Linked DNA regions of Homo sapiens: region 2 is linked to region 1. Evidence: chromatin contacts called from ENCODE Hi-C data. All regions are on one chromosome and are shown on one strand. The core of a region is the stretch at or near the end of the contact, and the rest is flanking DNA. Distances in the headings are between cores, read along the strand shown. Region 1 holds the start of SSU72L4 (SSU72 like 4). Region 2 holds the start of TRIM21 (tripartite motif containing 21).

Region 1 (7,258 bases), core at 2,732-5,231:
TCCCAAGTAGCTGGGATTACTATTACAATTTTATGAGACGGCAATTAGAAAAAAGTGTCTAAAAAGGCTCCATAACTGGGGATCGATGAAACAATGGAGAAATACTGGACTAGAGTGAAGAGAAATAAGAAACACTGAGGCATCTGCTAGTAAAAATTTTGAACTCTAAGGAGAAAGAGAAAAATCTTACAAACATCCACTTAAAAAGAACATATTTCCAGCTTCATCCATGTCCCTACAAAGGACATGAACTCATCCTTTTTTATGGCTGCATAGTATTCCATGGTGTATATGTGCCACATTTTCTTCATCCAGTCTATCATTGATGGACATCTGGGTTGGTTCCAAGTCTTTGCTATTGTGAATAGCAATAAACATACGTGTGCATGTGCCTTTACAGCAGCCTGATTTATAATCCTTTGGGTATATACCCAGTAATGGGATGGCTGGGTCAAATGGTATTTCTAGTTCCATCATGCAAACTATCGCAAGAACAAAAAACCAAACACCACAGGTTCTCACTCATAGGTGGGAATTGAACAATGAGAACACTTGGACACAGGAAGGGGAAGATCACACACCGAGGCCTGTTGTGGGGCGGGCGGGGGGTGCAGAGGGAAAGCATCAGGAGATATACCTAATGTAAATGACGAGTTAACGGGTGCAGCACACCAACATGGCACATGTATACATGTGTAACAAACCTGCACGCTGTGCACATGCACCCTAGAACTCAACTATAATAAATATATATATATATTTTAAAAAAAGAGCATATTATCTACAGGAGAAGAATGATGCTGGAATTAGACTTTTTATCTCCAACGCTGGAACGGACAGTGGCATAGCAGTTAAGGACTACTGAGAGAAAGGACTACAGCCCAACAATCCTGTACCCAGCCAAGATGTGGCCCCTCTGTCAGGGTGAAGGAAAGATACACAGCAATTCAGTTTATCTCCTGTGTCCCCCACAGAGAAACCTACTTGAGAGAAGACTTTCCAAACATTATCACTTATGTGAACCTGAACAACAATTCATGGAAATGTAAAGGAAAGAACACAAATCTCTGGGCTTCACCACTAGAGGTTGTGGTTCAGTGGTTTGCGGTCTAAATTTTCATTTTTTACAAGTTCCCAATTAATGCTAATGCTGCTAGTCTGGGAACACACTTTGAGAAACTTTCAGGTGTTTACTAATTTGTTTGTTTGTTTGTTTGTTTGGAGATGGAGTTTCACTCTTCTCGCCCAGGCTGGAGTGCAATGGCATGATCTCTGCTCACTGCAACCTCCGCCTCCCGGATTCAAACAATTCTCCTGCCTCAGCCCTCCAGAGTAGCCAGAATTACAGGCACCCGCCACCACGCCCGGAACATTTTTTGTATTTCTTTAGTAGAGACAGGCTTTCACCATGTTGGCCAGACTGGTCTCGAACTCTGGACCTCAGGTGATCCACCCGCCTCAGCCTCCCAAAGTGCTGGGATTACAGGTATGAGCCACCGCGCCCAAAACGATGACTTCAAGTGAAATGCTGTATAATAAAATTAATTTTATCATAGGCTAGTTGATATGAACAAGAGTCACAAAAACATCACCAAACGTCTAAATAAAGATTCAACACACTTAGAGTATTAAACTTAGAAATAAATGTGAGCTGTACATACAATTAAGAAAGCCTAATAAAACCTAGTAAGATTATTATTCACCCAATTTTTGGTGAGTCAGTGAGTGATGGCGGTCGTAGTTGTGGTAAGTTAAATCAAGGAATAAATGCTTGCAGAGAAAAAATTGTAAGGAGCACCTCCTACTACTACACAGTTAAAAAATCAATAATGACAGACACGGCAGGCTGGCTGATCTATCTTGTACTTTCATCGTTATTGTCTTGCATTTGTATGATTACCACGTTTTATGAATTTTTATTTTTCAATAATTTGTATTCATTCCTTCATTTTCCAACCTGCTGATTCCAGTTCAGAGTGGCAGGTGGCTGGAACCTATCGGCAGCTCAAGGTGTGAGGCAGGAACCAACGCTGGACAGGACCCCATCCGGGGCTCAGGGCACACCCCCATACTGGGACCATAGAGATGTCACTTCATCTAATGTGCACATCTTTGGGATGTGGGAGGAAACAAGAGTATCCAGAGAAAAACCACAAAGACATGGGGAGAATATGCAAACCCCACGCAGACATTGGCCTGCCAGAAGTCAATTTTTTAAGTTAATATTATAATAAAATGATATTATTTGAGGCTGGACACAGTGGCTCATGCCTGTAATCCCAGCACTTTGGGAGACCAAAGCGGGTGGATCACTTGAGCCCAGGAATTTGAGACCAGCCTGGGTAACATGGTGAAACCCCACCCTCTACAAAAAAAAAAAAAAAAAAAATTAGCCAGGCGTGGTGGTACACACCTGTAGTTCCAGCTACTCAGGAGGCTGAGGTGGGAGGATTGATTGAGCCCAGGAGTTTGAGGCTGCAGTGAGCCATGATGGCACCACTGCACTCCAGCCAGGGTGACAGAGCAAAACTGTGTCTCAAAAAAGAAAAAAAAAAAAAAAGATGTTCTTTGACAACCTGCTGTATTTGCCATGTAAGAATCACCTTAAGAGGGACATAGAAAAATACAATATGTTCCTTTATAGATAGATTTTGTCCCTGCATCAAGGACAAAAGTGATGTCTCTGATCTGATTTATATTGAAATAAATGTGAGCTATACATACATTTAAGAAGGATTACTAAAAACAAGTAAAATTGGGCCGGGTGAGGTGGCTCATAGCAGTAATCTCAGCACTTTGGGAGGCCAAAGCGGGCAGATCACTTGAGGTCGGAAGTACAAAACCAGCCTGACCAACATGGTGAAACCCCATCTCTACTAAAAATACAAACATTAACCGGGTGTGGTGCCGCGTGCCTGTAGTCTTCAGCTACTTGAGAGGCTCAGACAAGAGAATCCCTCGAACCTCGGAGGTAGAGGTTGCAGTGAGTCGATATTGTGCCACTGCACTCCAGCCTAGGTGACAGAGCGAGACTCCTCAAAAAAAAAAATTATTATTTACCCAATATTTGGTAAATCAGTGAGCGACAGCAAACAGAGCGCACCTATAAATCAATCCTGACTGGGTGGGGCCACCTTTGTGGAGAGTTACTGAATTAGGAATTTAATCATTTTGATTGTTCTTGTAATTACTTAGCGGTCCATTATCATAATCTAATCAATCTAAAAGTGACATGATTATCTTATTTTTTGAAACCCCATTCATAATTTTAAAATCTCCTTTATCTTGATAAATTATACAACTATGAAAAAAATTCTAAACATTGCATTTAAGTATAGAAAAGCACAAACACAGCTGTACTTGGAGGCAGAGGATTGCATCAATCCCTGCATTCCCTGAAGAATCGTTATGATTTCAGTAATATCAAATGCAGAAAATGTTGTGTTGAATAACTCTTAAGATACCATAAGCAGATATGTTGTTGAGAATGGGATTTTTTTTGTATTGGTGAAAAATTTTGTGAATTTCTGGACAAAACTATATACAATGGTCCTGTGATTTATGCAATTGCATTTCTCGAACATTATGAAAATTAAAACAAGCAACAACACTTGTAATTTATAATTAAATATGGTGCAGCCTTGCACATCGTGAACATGTTTATCATCCAATTTCATGTCTGGAGGTCACTGGAGAGTCCTGTGACATGCTTGCAGGTAGCTTAATTGTCTTGGCCATTGTCCATAGCAGCCCCCATTCACTAGGAGAACCACCAGAGCAAACTCCAGATTTTAAATGAATCCAGACTGGGTGGTGCCACCTTTGTGGAGAGTTACTGCTTTAGGTAATTTAATCATCTTGATTGTTCTTGTGATGAGTTAGGAGATGATTATCACAACCTAATCAATCCAGAAGTCATGAAGTCTCCACCCACTCATTAAGGTGACTCAATATAAACCTGCCTCCTGTGCCTCCACATTAGCTCGTTTGGAAGACCTGGGTATAGGTGGTCGTCTCCTCGGCTCCGAGTCCCTGCAGCAGCTGAGGTGCCTGTGTCTCTCTGGTTCCCAGTGGCCGCCATCATGCTCTCCTCCACACTCAGGGTGGCTGTGGTGTGCGTGAGCAATGTCAACAGGAGCATGGAGGCCCACAGCATCCTCAGGAGAAAAGGGCTAAGTGTCCGGTCTTTTGGAACTGAATCTCATGTGAGGCTACCAGGACCAAGACCCAATCGTCCTGTAGTTTACGATTTTGCAACAACATATAAGGAGATGTACAATGACCTCCTCAGGAAAGATAGAGAACGCTACACCCGCAACGGAATCTTACACATCTTGGGAAGAAATGAGAGAATCAAGCCCGGTCCAGAAAGATTTCAGGAGTGCACTGATTTCTTTGATGTCATCTTCACCTGTGAGGAGAGTGTCTATGACACAGTGGTGGAAGATCTGTGTTCCAGAGAACAGCAGACCTTTCAGCCTGTGCACGTGATCAACATGGACATCCAAGATACCCTGGAAGATGCCACCCTGGGAGCTTTCCTCATCTGTGAGATTTGCCAGTGCCTGCAGCAGTCAGACGACATGGAAGACAATCTGGAAGAGCTGCTGTTGCAAATGGAGGAGAAGGCAGGAAAAAGCTTTCTTCACACCGTCTGCTTCTACTGAACATCTGGGCTGGCTTTGTCCCCTTCCTCAGTAAGAACTTAGGCATGGGACTTTAGTCCGGATTTATTGTGAGAAGCATCTGCAAAGACCTTCCACTGAGTACTGTTTGTGTGACTTTTGTACACATCACCTGGAAAGAGACTATTACCAAGAAAATATTTTATGGGAAATGAGAAGGACTAACATTTTTAAAAGCACTGAAAAATGGTTGGCATTGTGCTAGGTGCATTACATGGCATAACTAATTTCATGCTTATATCATTCTACAAGAAAGCTAGCCCACCATGACGCCATTTTCCAGATGAGCAAACCGAGCTGATAATGGACTGCTGGAAAAATGATTTGTTTAAGGGTATTCAGCAGATAAATAACATTGTATAGATAAGCACCTTTTAAATAAACTTCCTTTTCTCAATTTGAGTGGTTTTTTTTTAATTTTTAAATTTTTTAAGTTAGTTGAGACCAGTGAAGTGTGGTATGTTAACTTAAATGTTGTTCTTCTTTAATAAGAGTATAATATTACATGTTTGAACAGATAAATGTTTTTACATATAGATTATATCTTTTTTACTAATGCTCACTTTAATGGGTAAAATCCAAGTTGGATAATGAACTACATATGATTGTAAAATTTGGAATTATCTGCTCAAATCATAGGTCATCAAATTAAATGAAATAAAAAATGTAAATAAAAAGCATATTCTTATTTCTGTTTAGGGGATACATTTCAAGCCACTAAGTGACATGCTTTTGTTTAAACCTTATGAATTTCACTGAAAAAAAAAAAACCCAAGTTGGATAACAAACCACAGATTATCGTAAAATTTGGAATTATCTCCTCAAATAATAGGTCACCAAATCAAATAAAAAATTTTAAAAAAGTATATTCTTATTTATGTTGGGGGATGGATTTCACACCACTAAGCCACATGTTTTTATTTAAGGCTTACAGATTACAGTGAAATAAGCAATCTCTCATATTGAGAGATTCAAATTGTATTAAATTGAAAATGTTTATTGATTTGAGCATTGAGAACATCAGGTGATAAACCTAATGATGTTTTCACGGAGAAACAAGTGAAACACTTTCCATAATCCTTGGTAGTGGCACTAAAACATGTTCACTAGTAGGAGAAAAAATAGATCAGAAGTAGTTGTTCAGAGTTGAATTAATTTACATGTTATCTACTGAATTAGACTTATTATGGCAACCTAAAATAACAGCAGAGATTAGCTTTCCAAAGATAATGAGTTTATTTAAACGAAGGATTGCAAACAGGAATGCACCAGGTGTAACAAATTGTAGGTGCATCCTCAGAGGTTGAGGTAAGGGGAAACTTTTAAAGGCAAAAAGAAGTCCACAGAAACTACTTTAAAACAAAGTTTATTGGTCACAGAAGCTGACTGCAGGAGTTGGCGTTAGCTTCTTGGTGGAGACAGCCATTGCTAGGCGTGTGTTCTTGCGAGAACATTTTATGTGGAATGCTGCAGTCTTGAATATAATGCAGTTATAGAAATACGTGTGAACATGCAGAATGAGCAAAGTGTGTAAGACCTGCTGATTGTGTAAAGCATGTAGGATGTGCCATGATCTCTTGTGGGTTTTAGGGAGTCGTGATAGCTCTTATCTCAGATATACAGGCATGTGCTCCCCTGCTTCATGACCCTCCAGCTCCACTTCACCTGGATCTGACGATAGTGGACTTCATCTTGGTAGTAACAACTTTCACATTTTTGGTATCAGAAACTTTCAAAGTTGTAAGAAAATATTCTTTTTCCTCTTGCAGTGTAGGTAGCAGGAGGCAAGTGGAAGTGGGGAACCCAGCTGGTACAGTAGTTCGCAGAGGAGAGGTTGGAAGCTTGTGGGAGGGAAGTGTCTGTCAAAAGGCAGAAGAATGGACACATTGGAGAGGGATGTTAGAGCTGACATGAGAGACTTCTTGATGAGAAAAGGAGGACTTTTGAATCACTCTCAGATTTCTGATTTTAAGGGTGGCTTGGTCCAAATATATAAGTGAAAGTTTTGGTGGTAGGGCAGTGTGGTGTTTCCTCACTGACAGTTTATCTCTATTCTGTCAATGTGGCTTAAGATAAGGCCATCAGCTGGCAGTGGGCAGTCAGGATCATGATTGGGGATGGGGTGAGGATATTTGGCATAGATAATTGTTTTAAAATATGGGAATACAAACCTGAGTGTAGTTTTTTGTGAGAGCTCTTCTGAAGATAAAAGTGAGACTGTCCCATAGATACTACTTTTTCCAGCCAATCCATTTGGAAAAACATGACAAGGTGGTTGAGTTTCTCTTTTCTGTCTGTTTGGACATGGACAATGCAAATGTGACAGAAGAGCAAGGTGCAGAAATGCTTCAGGAGTTTGAAAGGGTGTAATTATAGTGATAAACGATGAAACCTGGTTTTGGACCAGAAAGGGTGAATAAGTAGGGATTGGGCTGGAATCCATGGGTTGTGGCACAATGCATGGTCAAACAGCCCTTATAGTTTAAATAAAGAAGCAAAAGTGAATGGAAAGATGTGGTCTTATAGTTGGGGCATGACTGTTTCAGATTTTGATCTAGTGGTGAGGTTCTTGA
Region 2 (7,258 bases), core at 3,529-6,028, 110 kb before region 1:
CCTGTCTTGCTAGGTTGGGGAAGTTCTCCTGGACAGTATCATGAAGACTGTTTTCCAACTTGGTTCCATTCTCCCTGTCACTTTCAGGTACACCAATCAAATGGAGGTTTGGTCTTTTCACATAGTCCATATTTCTTGGAGGTTTTGCTTGTTCCTTTTCATTCTTTTTTCTCTAATCTTGTCTTGATGCTTTATTTCATTAAGTTGATCTTCAATCTCTGATATCCTTTCTTCCTCTTGATCAATTCGGCTATTGATTCTTGTGTATGCTTCATGAAGTTCTCATGCTATGTTTTTCAACTCCATCAGGTCATTTATCTTCTTCTCTAAACTGATGATTCTAGTTAGCAATTCCTCTAACCTTTTTTCAAGTTTCTTAGCTTCCTTGCATTGGGTTAGAACATGCTCCTTTAGCACAGAGGAGTTTCTTATTACCCACCTTCTGAAGCCTACTTCTGTCAATTCATCAAACTCATTTTCCATCCAGTTTTGTTCCCTTGCTGGCAAGGAGTTGTGATTCTTTGCAGGAGAAGAGGTGTGCTGTTTTTTGGAATTTTCAGCCTTTTTGCACTGGTTTTTCCTCATCTTCATGGATTTATCTACCTTTGGTCTTTGATATTGGTGACCTCTGGATGGGGTTTTTGTGTGGACATTCTTTTTGTTGAGGTTGACGCTATTGCTTTCTGTTTGTTAGTTTTCCTTCTAACAGGTCCCTCTGCTACAGGTCTGCTGGAGGTCCACTCCAGACCCTGTTTGCCTGGGTATCACCAGCAGAGGCTGCAGAACAGCAAAGATTGCTGCCTGTTCCTTCCTCTGGAAGCTTTGTCCCAGAGGGGCACCCGCCAGATGCCAACCAGAGCTCTCCTGTATGAGGTGTCTGTTGACCCCTCCTGGGAAGTGTCTCCCAGTCTGGAGGCACAGGGGTCAGGGACCCACTTGAGGAGGCAGTCTGTGCCTTATCAGAGCTCAAGCACTGTCCTGGGAGATCCACTGCTCTCTTCAGAGCTGGCAAGCAAGAATGTTTAAGGCTGTTGAAGCTGTGCTCACCGCCACCCCTTCCCCCAGATGCTCTGTCCCAGGGAGATGGGAGTTTTAGCTATAAGCCCCTGACTGGGGCTGCTGCCTTTCTTTCAAGATGTCATGCCCAGAGAGGAGGAATCTAGAGAGGCAGTCTGGCTACAGCAGGTTTGCGAAGCTTTGGTGGGCTCCACCCAATTCGAACTTCCCAGCAGTTTTGTTTACACTGTGAGGGGAAAACCGCCTACTCAAGCCTCAGTAATGGTGGATGCCCCTCACTCCACCAAGCTCAAGCATCTCAGGTCAATTTCAGATTGCTGCACTGGCAGCAAGAATTTCAAACCCGTGGATCTTAGCTTGCTGGGCTCCATGGGGGTGGGATCCACTGAGCTAGACCACTTGGCTCCCTGGCTTCAGCCCCCTTTCCAAGGGAGTGAACAGTTCTGTCTTGCTGGTGTTCCAGACGCCACTGGGGCATGAAAAATCCTGCCGCTAGCTCAGTGTCTGCCCAAACAGCCACCCAGTTTTGTGCTTCAAACCCAGGGTCCTGGTGGTGTAGGCATCCAAGGGAATCTCCTGGTCCGTGGGTTGCATAGACCATGGGAAAAGCATAGTATCTGGGCTGGATAGCACCATTCCATCAGGTCCTTTAAGGACTTCTCTGCATTGGTTATTCTGACCTAAAACCACAAAAACCCTAGAAGAAAACCTAGGCAATACCATTCAGGACATAGGCATGGGCAAGGACTACATGTCTTAAACACCAAAAGCAATGGCAACAAAAGACAAAATTGACAAATGGGATCTAATTAAAGAGCTTCTGCACAGCAAAAGAAACTACCATCAGAGTGAATGGGCAACCTATAGAATAGGAGAAAAATTTTGCAATTTACTCATCTGACAAAGGGCTAATATCCAGAATCTACAAAGATCTCAAACAAATTTACAAGAAAAAAACAACCCCATCAAAAAGTGGGCAAAGGATATGAACAGACACTTCTCAAAAGAAGATATTTATGCAGCCAACAGACACATGGAAAAATGCTCATCATCACTGGCCATCAGAGAAATGCAAATCAAAACCACAATGAGATACTATCTCACAGCAGTTAGAATGGCGATCATTAAAAAGTCAGGAAACAATGGGTGATAGACAGGATATGGAGAAACAGGAGCACTTTTACACTGTTGGTGGGACTGTCAACGAGTTCATCCATTGTGGAAGACAGTATGGTGATTCCTCAAGGATCTAGAACTAGAAATACCATTTGACCCAGCCATCCCATTACTGGGTATATATCCAAAAGATTATAAATCATACTGATATAAAGACACATGCACACATATGTTTATTGTGGCACTATTCACAATAGCAAAGACTTGGAACCAACCCAAATGTCCAACAATGATAGACTGGATGAAGAAAATGTGGCACATATACACCATGGAATGCTATGCAGCCATAAAAAAGGATGAGCTCATGTCCTTTGTAGGGACATGGATGAAAGTGGAAACCATCATTCTCAGAAAACTATTGCAAGGACAAGAAAACCAAACACCGCATGTTCTCACTCATAGGTGGGAATTGAACAATGAGAACACATGGACACAGGAAGGGGAACATCACACACTGAGGCCTGTCCTGGGGTGGGGGGAGGGGGGAGGGATAGCATCAGGAGATATATCCAATGTAAATGAGTTAATGGGTGCAGCACACCAACATGGCACGTGTATACATATGTAACAAACCTGCATGTTGTGCACATGTACCCTAGAACTTAAAGTATAATTTAAAAAAAAATCTAAGGCCTCAAACTATGAAACTACTACAAGAAAATATTGGGGAAACTCTCCAGGACATTGGACTGGGCAAAAATTTCTTTCAAATATTCCATAAGCACAGGCAACCAAAGCAAAACTGGACAAATGAGATCACATCAAGTTAAAAAGCTTCTGCACAGCAAAGGAAACAATGAAGTAGAGAGATAACCCACAGAATTGGAGTAAATATTTGCAAACTATCCATCTGACAAGGGATTAATAACCAGAATATACAAAGAACTCAAACAACTCTATAGGAAAAAAATATAATAATCTGATTCAAAAATGGACAAACGATCTGAATAGACATTCCTCAGAAGAAGACATACAAGTGGCAAATGGATATATGAAAATGTGTTCAACACCACTGATCATCAGAGAAATGCAAATCAAAACTACGAGATATTATCTCACCTCAGTTAAAATGTCTTTTAACCAAAAGAAAGGCAATAACAAATGCTGGCAAGGATATGTAGAAAAGGGAACCCTCATACACTGTCAATGGGAATGGAAATTAGTACAAACACTATGGCAAACAATTTGAAGGTTCCTCAAAAAAAAAAAAAAACCTGAAAATAGAGCTACCATGTAATCTAGCAATCCTACTGGATACTGCTAGGTATATACCCAGAAGAAATACTGTTAGGTATATATCCAAGAGAAAGGAAATCAGTATATCAAAGAGATATCTGCACTCCCATGTTTATCGCAGCACTATTCACAATAGCCAAGATTTGGAAGCAACGTAAGTGTCCATCAACAGATAAATGGATAAGGAAAGTGTGGTACACATACACAATGGAGCACTATTCAGCCATAAAAAGAAGGAGAACCTTTCATTTGCTACAAGATGGATGGAATTGGGGATTATTATGTTAAGTAAAATAAACCAAACACAGGCAAACAAACAAATTGTTATGTTCTCACTTATTTGTGGGAGTTAAAAATTAAAACAATCCAACTCATGAAGATAGAGAGGATGATGGTTACCAAAGGCTGGGAAGGGTAGTGGGGAATGATTAATGGGTTCAAAAATACATGAGAGAGAATGAATAAGATCTAGTATTTTATAGCATAACAAGGTGAATACAGTCAATGATAATTTATCATTTTAAAATAACTAAAAGCATATAACTGGATTGTATATAACACAAATGATAAGTGCTTGAGGTGATGGATAGATACCCCACTTACCCTGATATGATTATTACGGATTGTATGCTCTACCTGTATCAAAATATTTCATGTACCCCACAAATATATACACCTACTATAGACACACAAGATTGAAAATTAAAAAAATTACTTTGGTAAATTTTATGTTCTATATTTTTACGATTAAAAATAAAAATAATATAACCTGAGAATGTCCCTAGCTCAGTGACAAGAACACAGTTGGTTGTCAAATGTCAATTTCCTTCTCACCACTCACTGGTGGGACACTCACCTTGGGGTCATGCGAAATAAATCACTCACCTGCAGGCGTTAAAAAATATTAGTCACATCAGTCACATGAAAATAATTAGCTTCTGGAAGTAAGCAGATGGTGGCACGCGAGGAAGAGCACCGGCCACTCTTCTCTGCATCAAAACTTCCTTAAAAGCATCTTCCAGACATGGACATAGCGTCTAGGTGTGGAGTGATGACCAGTGTCAAAGAAAGCAGCCCGGACTCCCCCGTCTTGTAGATATTTTACCAAATCAGATAATGAAGACATGGGAGGGAGCGCGCAACCAGGACCACGGGCTACTGAGTTTCCACTCCTTCCCAGTCTCAGAGAAGCCTCCTGGGCATGCAGAGCCTCTGAAGCCTCCCCCAGCTCAACTCTGACTTCTCTTCTCAGCCGCATTTCTCCACACACCCTTTCAAGGCTCTGCTCCTCCCACTGCTCCTCCCTCACTCCTCCCACGGCTCCTCCTCCTCCCTCCCCTTTCCTCTCAGACTTGCTTCTGAGCGGAAACTGAAAGTGAAATAGGGAGCTGGCTACCAGCGTTGAGTCCCCTGTAAAGGTGAGTGAACCCCACTAGATCAAGGGACCCCTGCCCTCCTAGGGGACCTCTCTCCCCTGCCCCAGGGTTGCAGAGCCCCTTCCAGTCTCCATCCTTGAGCCGGTCCCATTTGCCCCTTCTCCCACCAGGGATCCCTCAACCCAAGACCAGCTGCGCTTCCGGTGCTGGCCCCCTGCTTGGGAGGAGGCTGGGGTGTGGACCTGACTGCCGAGTTACCCAGAAGGGGAAGGGGCCCGGCTGCCCCCTACCTGGGAGGAGGCTGGGTTGTGGACGTGACTGTGGAGTTACCCAGAAGGGGAAGGGGCCCGGCTGCCCCCATGCTGGCACCTGACCTAGGATGACGGCTGGGTGTGGCTGGGATAGCCAGGACTACAGCCTAGCCAGGAGGGTAGGGAGCCCAGTGTCGGGGAGGTCTGCAATTCTGGAGACTCCCAGGTCCAAAAGTCCTCCAGAGGTGAGAGGGGCAGGCTGTTTAGGATGTTCAACCAGAAATGTATAGGCCTTCAGAATTATTCTTTGTCCTAGAATAAGTGTTGTCAGGAACTAAACTAAGTTTGGAGCAGCTGAGAAAAGAGCCCAGGGAGTGCTGGCCACGGTTCCTGTTACTCTGTGTGTATACATACATATACACCTACATACATATATGCAACTGACTTCCGCCGTTATAGGAGGGATTAATGAAGATATATTCAAAGCATGAAGTATCTCTGGCACATGGAAGGTACATGGTAAAAAGTAGCTATAATTTCTCAGCAACATGGAGGCCTGTTGGTACCCGACAGGAGATGGATGAGCACTGAGGGTTTAAGCAGGAATGGACATGATGAGAGTAGAACTGTCAACAGCTTTATGAGGTTCTTGCCAATTTTCATTCCCTCTTTTAGGGACTCAGTTTCTCCTTCTGTCTCACTGGATCAATGGACCAAACAATGGAGGAGTTCTTGTTATTCAGAACAGGAATAAACTTATTCAACAAACTGTTTGATCGGTGCAAAAGTAATTACTGTTTTTGACATTAATTGTTTTGCCATTAATTTTATGCCTTGTTTTGTTTTGTTTTGTTTTTGAGAGGGAGTCTCGCCGTGTCACCCAGGCTGGAGTGCAATGGCACAATCTTGGCTCACTGCAACCTCTGCCTCCCAGGTTCAAGCAATTCTCCTGCCTCAGCCTCCCAAGTAGCTGGGATTACAGGTGCCCACCACCACTCCCAGCTAATTTTTGTATTTTTAGTAGAGACAGGGTTTTACCATATTGGTCAGGCTGGTCTTGAACTCCTGACCTAAGGTGATCCACCCACCTCGGCCTCCCAAAGTGCTGGGATTACAGGTGTGAGCCACCGTGCCTGACCCATTATTTTTATTCTTATTTTTTATTTTCCTTTGCATCATTTTGTTTTTCTTTTTTTAGTATATTTTTAATTTTTGTGGGCACATAGTAGGTATATTTATGGGTATATGGAATATTGTGATACAGGTATACAATGTGTAATAATCACATCAGGGTAAGTGGGGCATCTATCACCTCAAGCATTGATCATCTGTAATACAAACTATGCAATTATACTCTTATTTTTAATGTACAATTAAATTATTGACTATAGTCACCCTGTTGTACTATCAAATACTAGATCTAATTCACTCCACTTTTGTACCCATTAACCATCCCATCTTCTCCCCCACACACAGACCCTCCCTATTACTCTTCCCAGCCTCTGGTAACCATCTTTCTATTATCTAACTCCATGAGTTCAATTGTTTTAATTTTTAGCTTCTACAAATGAGTGAGACCATACAATGTTTGTGTTTCTGTGCCTGGCTTATTTCACCTAACATAATGACCTCCAGTTCCATTCATGTTGTTGTGAATGACAGGATCTCATTATATTTTATGACTGAACAGTACTCCATTGTGTATACATACCACATTTTCTTTATCCATATATCTGTTGATGGACTCTTAGATTGCTTCCAAATCTTGGCTATTGTGAAACGTGCTGCAGTAAACATGGAAGTGTGGATATCTCTTTGATATACTGATTTCCTTTCTTTGGGGTATATGCTAGCAGTGGGATTGATGGATCATATGGTAGCTCTATCTTCAGTATTTTGAAGAACCTCCAAACTGTTCTCTGTAGTGATTGTACTAATTTACCTTCCCACCAACAGCATATGAGTGTACCCTTTTCTCCACACCCTCACCAGCATTTGTTATAGCCTGTCTTTTGGAGAAAAGACATTTTAACTGAGATGAGATTATATCTCATTGTAGTTTTGATTTGCATTTTTCTGATAATCAATGATGTTGAGCAACTGTTCATATGCCTGTTTGTCATTTGTATGACTTCTTTTGAGAAATGTCTGTTCAGATCTTTTGTCCATTTTTGAGTCAGATTATTATTTTTTTTCCTATAG

The links. A loop is a pair of places that touch in the nucleus more often than their neighbours do. Pooled maps may share reads with other maps.
Region 2: a loop to region 1 is called in a pooled map, with 3 times the contacts of the local background. The contact joins the promoter of TRIM21 here to the promoter of SSU72L4 in region 1. A Hi-C loop is called at or near these places in 1 of 50 pooled maps.

What each region holds. Positions count from the first base shown.
Region 1 is chr11:4,284,908-4,292,165 of GRCh38, reverse strand. SSU72L4 (SSU72 like 4) reads left to right here and starts at 3,981. Exons shown (of 1, transcript NM_001414001.1): 1 at 3,981-5,082. The coding sequence starts at 4,083. The coding sequence ends at 4,667.
Region 2 is chr11:4,391,222-4,398,479 of GRCh38, reverse strand. TRIM21 (tripartite motif containing 21) reads left to right here and starts at 4,778. Exons shown (of 7, transcript NM_003141.4): 1 at 4,778-4,847. RefSeq lists enhancers at 4,598-4,657, 4,678-4,887.